Regions from separate parts of the Homo sapiens genome. Here region 1 is linked to region 2. The links are chromatin loops, found by intact Hi-C in ENCODE. Cell type or tissue: CD4-positive, alpha-beta T cell. All regions are shown on one strand. Links, peaks and the distances in the headings refer to the core of each region. The heading gives the core; the rest is flanking DNA. Region 1 overlaps SAMD14 (sterile alpha motif domain containing 14). Region 2 holds the start of TMEM92 (transmembrane protein 92).

Evidence for each region. Peaks named below come from ENCODE experiments on the same cell type or tissue, not always from the same donor. Only the 100,000 strongest peaks of a DNase experiment are listed, where the experiment ranks them.
Region 1: a loop joins it to region 2, with 4 times the contacts of the local background. A loop is called at or near these places in 3 of 110 quality-filtered maps.

What each region holds. Positions count from the first base shown.
Region 1 is chr17:50,116,132-50,119,918 of GRCh38, forward strand. It overlaps SAMD14 (sterile alpha motif domain containing 14), which reads right to left. Exons shown (of 10, transcript NM_001257359.2): 3 at 2,030-2,196; 4 at 1,276-1,564. Among named protein-coding and RNA genes, the nearest start is that of SAMD14, 12 kb to the right of the region's middle. RefSeq lists an enhancer at 1-271 and a silencer at 1,114-1,403. In CD4-positive, alpha-beta T cell, for the core only: a CTCF peak has its summit at 1,243 (motif pointing right); a DNase peak (open chromatin) is centred at 1,280; H3K27me3 peaks cover 1,087 bases.
Region 2 is chr17:50,272,112-50,274,611 of GRCh38, forward strand. TMEM92 (transmembrane protein 92) reads left to right here and starts at 2,355. Exons shown (of 5, transcript NM_153229.3): 1 at 2,355-2,459. The coding sequence starts at 2,391. RefSeq lists silencers at 960-1,299, 2,437-2,500. In CD4-positive, alpha-beta T cell, for the core only: CTCF peaks have their summits at 1,207 (motif pointing left) and 1,407; a DNase peak (open chromatin) is centred at 1,200; H3K4me3 peaks cover 436 bases; H3K27me3 peaks cover 1,359 bases.

The DNA.
Region 1 (3,787 bases), core at 1-2,500, 160 kb before region 2:
CTGCCTGCCTCCTTCGGCTGCCAGTGTGGGGTGGTAGAAATTCTCTTGACTTAGAATCAGGCATCCTGGCTCTGGTGGCCTTCACTAGCTGGGTGTCCTAGGATAAGCCACTTTACCTCTCTGGCCTTCCTCCATTTTAAATATGGGGATAATAACATCTACCTGCTTCATGGGACCTAATGGGATGCTTATGACAGCCTTTTACAAACTATAAAACGTTCCAAAAAGGTAGGAATCACTACCATTTACTCAATTTTATCCTGGCCAACTTTTTTTTTTTTTTTTTTTTTTGAGACAGAGTTTTGCTCTTGTTGCCCAGGCTGGAGTGCAATGGCGTGATCTTGGCTCACTGCAACTTCCACCTCCCGGGTTCAAGCAATTCTCCTGCCTCAGCCTCCTGAGTAGCTGGGATTACAGGCGCCCGCCACCACACCCGGCTAATTTTTTGTGTTTTTAGTTCAGACAGGGTTTCATCATGTTGTCCAGGCTGGTCTCGAACTCCTGACCTCAGGTGATCCACCCGCCTCGGCCTCCCAAAGTGCTGGGATTACAAGCGTGAGCCACTGCACTCGGCCTATCCTGGCCAACATCTAACCAACCTTCCAAACTTGGCTCAAATGTCATTTCCAGGATGTTCCTAGCCAGGCCAAGCATCCTGGTGTATGCTCTCCCGCCATGCTGCCGCACACATTTCCCAAATAGCACTTGTTATAGTTTATAACTAGACATTTAGTTAAGGGATGATTTGATTGGGTTTTTGTTTTGTTTTGTTTTTGAGGCAAGGAGTGATCATAGCTCACTGCAGCTCAAAACTCCCGGGTTCAAGCTATCCTCCCGCCTCAGCCTTCCAAGTAGCTGGTTCTACAGGTGCATACCACGCGGGGCTAATTTTTTAATTTTTTCTGGAGACGGTCTCGCTATGTTGCCCAGGCTGGTCTCGAACTCCTGGGCTCAAGCGATCCTCCATCTCGGCCTCCCAAGGTGTTGGGATTACAGGCGTGAGCCGCCAGCCAGGCCTGATTTGATTGTTTCTCCACTAAACCACTATGATGATAAAGACTGCATGTGTTTGCTCACCTGGGTGTCCCAGAGCCCACAGGATCTGGCACTTAGTAGGCGCTCGGTAAAGAATGAGTGAGCGGCGGCGTTTACTCTTCACCTCCCCCAGCCACCCTGCTCAGCTGCCCCTTCCGCGGCTGCGGTGCGCGCCGGGACCGGGAGGGCTGCTGCGCCCGGGAGCGACCAGCAGGAGGTGCGGCGCTGGCCGCCTCTCACCTTCGCTGTGCGGCTCTGCGCGCGGGTGGCGGCGCACGAAGCTGGGGGAGCTGTCGGAGGAGGGCGCGGAGCGCGGCGGAGAGCAGGAGGCGGCGGCCAGGCCCTCGTGCGACGCAGCGTTGTGCAGGGGCCGGTAGCGTGTGAGCGGCGAGGGCGGCGGCTCGTCCTCGTCCAGGCTGCGCCGCAACCCCGGAGGATCCAGGCAGAAAGAGCCCCCGGCCGGGGACCCCGGGCCTGAGTGCAAAGGCGAGCGCAGCCGGTGCAGGGGGCTCCCGCAGCCATCGGTCACCTGGACGAGGGGGCAGCCGCTCACCGAGAACCCTCCTCCTCCCTTCCCGGAGGAGCTGGGAGACTTTCACCCTGTAAACTGCGGGCCCTGAGGGTCCTTCCGGGGCCTAGAGGGAGGGTTTCCTCATGCCTTAGGCAGCGGGGTGGCTGGAGAGTGAGAGGTGGGAAACAGGAACTTTGAGTCACACAGGCTGGGGCTGAATTCCCCCTCCTTCACTTACTGTGACTTTGCTCCTGGACCTCTCAGGGCCTCAGTTTCCTCAGCTGTAAAATGGGGCTAATAATATCTTCTTTACACAGGATTAAATGAGCCAGAAGTGAACTGCAGCTAACACTTGGCAGCATTACTAGGTCAGGAGTCTGGGGATGTGGTTTCCCTGGAAGAGCACTCTGGAGAGATTATCCAGGGGTGGGAGGAGAGGGAGGGGTGGGAGGGTGTATATGTGTTTTCCTAACTTGCCCCAACCTTGCCTCCGGGCCCATCCGAGCCTTCACCATCCTCCGCGGAGCTGGCACTGTCCCGAAGCCTGGAGCGGGATGGCCGGTGTCTCCGGCCCTTGGCCAACAGTTGGGCCCGGGCCTTGTGTAAACTGCTGTCCAGTCTGGCCGTCTCTGGCACAGCCAAGTCCAGGTCTGCGAACCGGGGGAGGGGAGCAGAGACCAGACACATGAGAGGTGACGGCAAGCCCAGAGGCCCACCTCAGGGGCCACCTGCACCCACACCCCAGGCATTCAACCCGTGTTCTTGAGTGCTGGGAGCACAGACAGATGAAAAACAGGGTGTCTCCCCGTCTCAGGTGGGAGTGGGCGGGTGTGCAGGGGAAGCAGAAATGCCGGCGCTAAAATACAGCGCCGTGTGATGAACCCTCCTGTAGACACGGAGGAACGGCAGCCCTGTTTGGATGCATCAGAGGAGGAAACACCAAAGCTGGGTTTTAACGTCTGGGTAGGAGTCTGTAAGAGATGAGGTGGGCAAAACAGGTATATGCAATGCTAGGAAGTAGGGAAACAAGGGTGGTACCTCCAGGGACAGTTGGAGGGTAGCTTTGTGGAGAGAAGGGTTGAGGGATGAGGCTGGAGAGATGATGGAAATAATGGCCACCATTTAAGAAACACTTACTACACACCAGACAGTGTACATACATCATCTCTCACTCAAAACAACCCGGTGGGGTTAGGACAGTTACTATGCATACTTTACAGCTGAGCAAACTAAAACTCAGAGAGGTTAAGTCACTTGACTAAAGCCACCAGCTAGCAATGGTCCAGGATTTGAGCCTGGCTAGGCTGGCTCTAGAGACTGGCCCTACTGGGGACACTGGCTTGCTGTGCCACGCGCAGGGTCTCACTCAGAGATAGCACTGCTGAGCATCTAGAGGGCTTGCAGTTGGAGTGGAGCAAAGGGACACCCCCAGAATCCACTGGCAGTGGCAGGAAGGAAAGCCCCATAGTCCCCGAAACCTCTCTTCTGTCCTGGGTCTGTGGCCCTGTGCTAGATCTTGCATGAGGACATGGAGGAAGAGTGGGCAGACCCAGTGGGTCCAGCGTTAAAGTCCTTATTGCTCATAGCTCCACTTGTCACGTGCTGCACCTCGGAATGAAGCCCTCATGCTGTACCAGTGCTGAGCTTGGCACTGGGGTCTCCAAACAGAAAGAGTCTTCCCAGGCTTCAAGATGGGTCAAGACTTTTCCTCCCCACTCCACCCAGCATGATCTCAGGGGCCCTATTCTGTCACTCATGCCCACCCTGCCTTGTCTGCTCCTGTTTCGTTCTGTAGACAACCCCTAAGCCACCCCAGTTGCTCTCCTGGCTTAACTACCACCTATTTCTATTTCCAGCCTTGACACCCTCCCCTGAATTCTGAGTGTGGGCACTCAGGCACCTGCCAAGGAAGTTACCACGTCAAAGACCCCAAGGTGTCTCAAGCTCAACTCATCAAAATGAACCGATCATGTAACCTCAAACCAGCTTCTACTCTCTTCCTTGACTCAGTGAAAAGCCCCCTTGTCCACCCAAGTCGCCCGAGTCAGACAGCCCTAAGCTACCCTTCTTCTCTCTCAGCCCCAGACCCAGTTGGTAATTCATGTCCAACTGTCTAGTTGACACCTCCACTTTGATGTCCACCAGGGGTCTTCAGCCTACAGGTGCTGCAATCTCCTGATCTCTCCCACCCCAGAGCTGCTCCTCCCAGTCTTGGTGAACAGTAGCTCCATTCTTCTAGTT
Region 2 (2,500 bases), core at 1-2,500:
TTTGTCCGGCAACCCTAGATCTGGGTCAGGTTGATGCCAGAGACCCAGAGAGCAGCTATGCCAGCCTCCTCCCCCTCCTCCTGCCCCTCTTCAGGGCACTGGTGCCCGCCTAGTTCCCTCACCCCCACTCCTGCTGACCCCCCACATCTGTCCCTTGAGTTCCCACATGCCCTTCTCAGCACCCTCATTTCACCCCGCAGGGTATCTTCCTCCTCTAAGCTCAACCATTTTCCCATTTTCCTCTCCCGTAAGGGCCACACCTCTGTAGGGCTCCCAGCCTGGGCAGGATAGCAGGGAGTGTGGGGTAGAGACCCCAGGCCTTGCTGTTGCAGTGGGGCCTGGGTGGGGACAAGAAGAACCCTGGCAGCCCAAGTTGGCAACGACTCAAGAGGTGGAGGCTCCAGCACTCTCAGGACGAGGTCCCCCTGCCAAGGTCCACCTGCAGGGGAGGAGGGGAGACGGCGGCCCCTTCCCTTCTCCAAGCTCACAGTCACTTCAAATACAGAGGGGCCAGATCCCAATACCCCTCGGATCAGGAGACTAGAAGATTATCTTCTTAAGGGGCAAAAAGGGCTAGGAGGTAATGGGAAATAGAGACAGGGAAAGGGAGAGAGAGAGCAGGGAGACAGCATAAGAAACAGACCGAGAGACTGGGGGTGCAGGACCAAACCAGGGACAAGGAGAAGGGACCAGAGAAACCGAGAAAAACAGACGCCTCCGCCGAGGCAGACAGAGGTGAACAGAGAGAGGAGAAACAGACGGGAGAACAGAGGGAAAGGCTGGGAACTCGAGAGAAACTGGGTGCGGACAGATGGGAAGAAACCGAAACAGAAAAACAGAGGCTGGGAGAAACGGGGAGAGACACAGAGGGGTTAAATATAAGACAGAGAACATGACTGGGAGAGATGAGGGAGAAGGGTGAGAGGCAGAGAGCAAGGAAAGAGAAGAAACGCCCACGACGTCGGGGGTGTTTTTCAGGGGTCAAGACAGATTGGCGACACAGCAGGAGGCGCCCAAGGACATGACGTTGAGCCTCTCAGGGTCCCCCTTGGCCGGGCCAGGGAGCAGCGCCCCACGCTCCATCACCCCCTCTCCCCCTCCCGCGGTCCTGGCTGCACTGCTCCTGCCTCGCCCTCGCCCAGCGCCCCCAGCCCACAAGCCCCGGCCGCGCCCCTCCCGGCTCCCGGGGGCACCCGCGCTGGGCGACGCTGCCACCTGCCGGCCGCTCCCGGAAGCTCCGCGCCTGGAGTGCTGGAGGCGGCGGCCGCAGGGGGCTCAGAATCAGGCCCCTCCGCACTGGGGCGGCCTCCGCGGGGTCTTTCCAGGAATCTGGATGGGCCTGCTCGCCCGCGCCCCGGCGGGCCTGGCAGAGGACCAGCCCCAGCTGCGGACCCCGGGGCAGTCTAAACCCTGGGGCCTTGAGTTCCCGTTTTGTCAATGGGAGAAAATGCACCAACACCTCCTGTAGGATTTCAAGAGGGGAGGGGACACGAAGGTACCCACGTTGTGCTCCTGGTCTTCCTTCCTCGACCTGGAAATCTCAGGGCACTCTGAAATCAGCCAGGCTGCTCTGTCCCTCCCTTTTTGGTCAAAACACAATGGGGTGATATCCCCCAACCATAACCCCTCAAAATCTACCCTAGAACCTTCGCCTTCCCCTCCCTCAACCTCTGCCCCCATTTGACTTCTCACCAGACCCAGAGGTCCAGATAAGAAGGGGCTTCCACGTCCCCTTCCCACTCCCGCCGGTCCCGGCACCCCTCCCTGGAGTCTGGGGCACTTAGGAGTGGAGGAGTTGGGAGTTAGGAAGGCCCAGCTCAGCGGTGTGGAGTTGATCCCACCTCTTTTTAAATTTAGGTTATTTATTTATTTATTTATTTATTTAGAGATGGAGTCTCACTCCGTCGCCCAGGCTGGAGTGCACTGGCACGATCTCGGCTCACTGCAACCTCTGCTTCCCGGGTTCAAGCGATTCTCCTGCCTCAGGCTCCTGAGTAGTTGGGATTACAGGCACCCGCCACCACGCCCGGCTAAATTTTGTATTTCTAGTGGAGACGGGGGGTCTCACCATGTAGGCCAAGCTGGTCTCGAACTCCTGACCTGAAGTGATCCTCCCAAAGTGCTGGTATTACAGGCGTGAGCCACCGCGCCCGGGACCGCTTTTTTAAAAATCCGTTAATCTCTTCTACCTCCCAAATCCCAAAACCCAACCCAGACCTCTGCGCCTCCCTTCCTCCCTTCCTCCTCCCAGCCCCTCCCTGCCCCGAGTCCGCCTCTCCCGGTGCAGCTCCGCCCCCATCCCGAGGCGGGGCCCCATAGGTGGAGAGAAGTGGGAGAGGTCGCAGCCCCGCCTTCTCTACACAGGAAAGCTCAGTGGCCCCCAAGCCAGGATGTCCCAAGCTTGGGTCCCCGGCCTCGCGCCCACCTTGCTGTTCAGCCTGCTGGCTGGCCCCCAAAAGGTGAGACTGGGAGGTAAGGTTGTTGAACTTTTGGGCCCTAC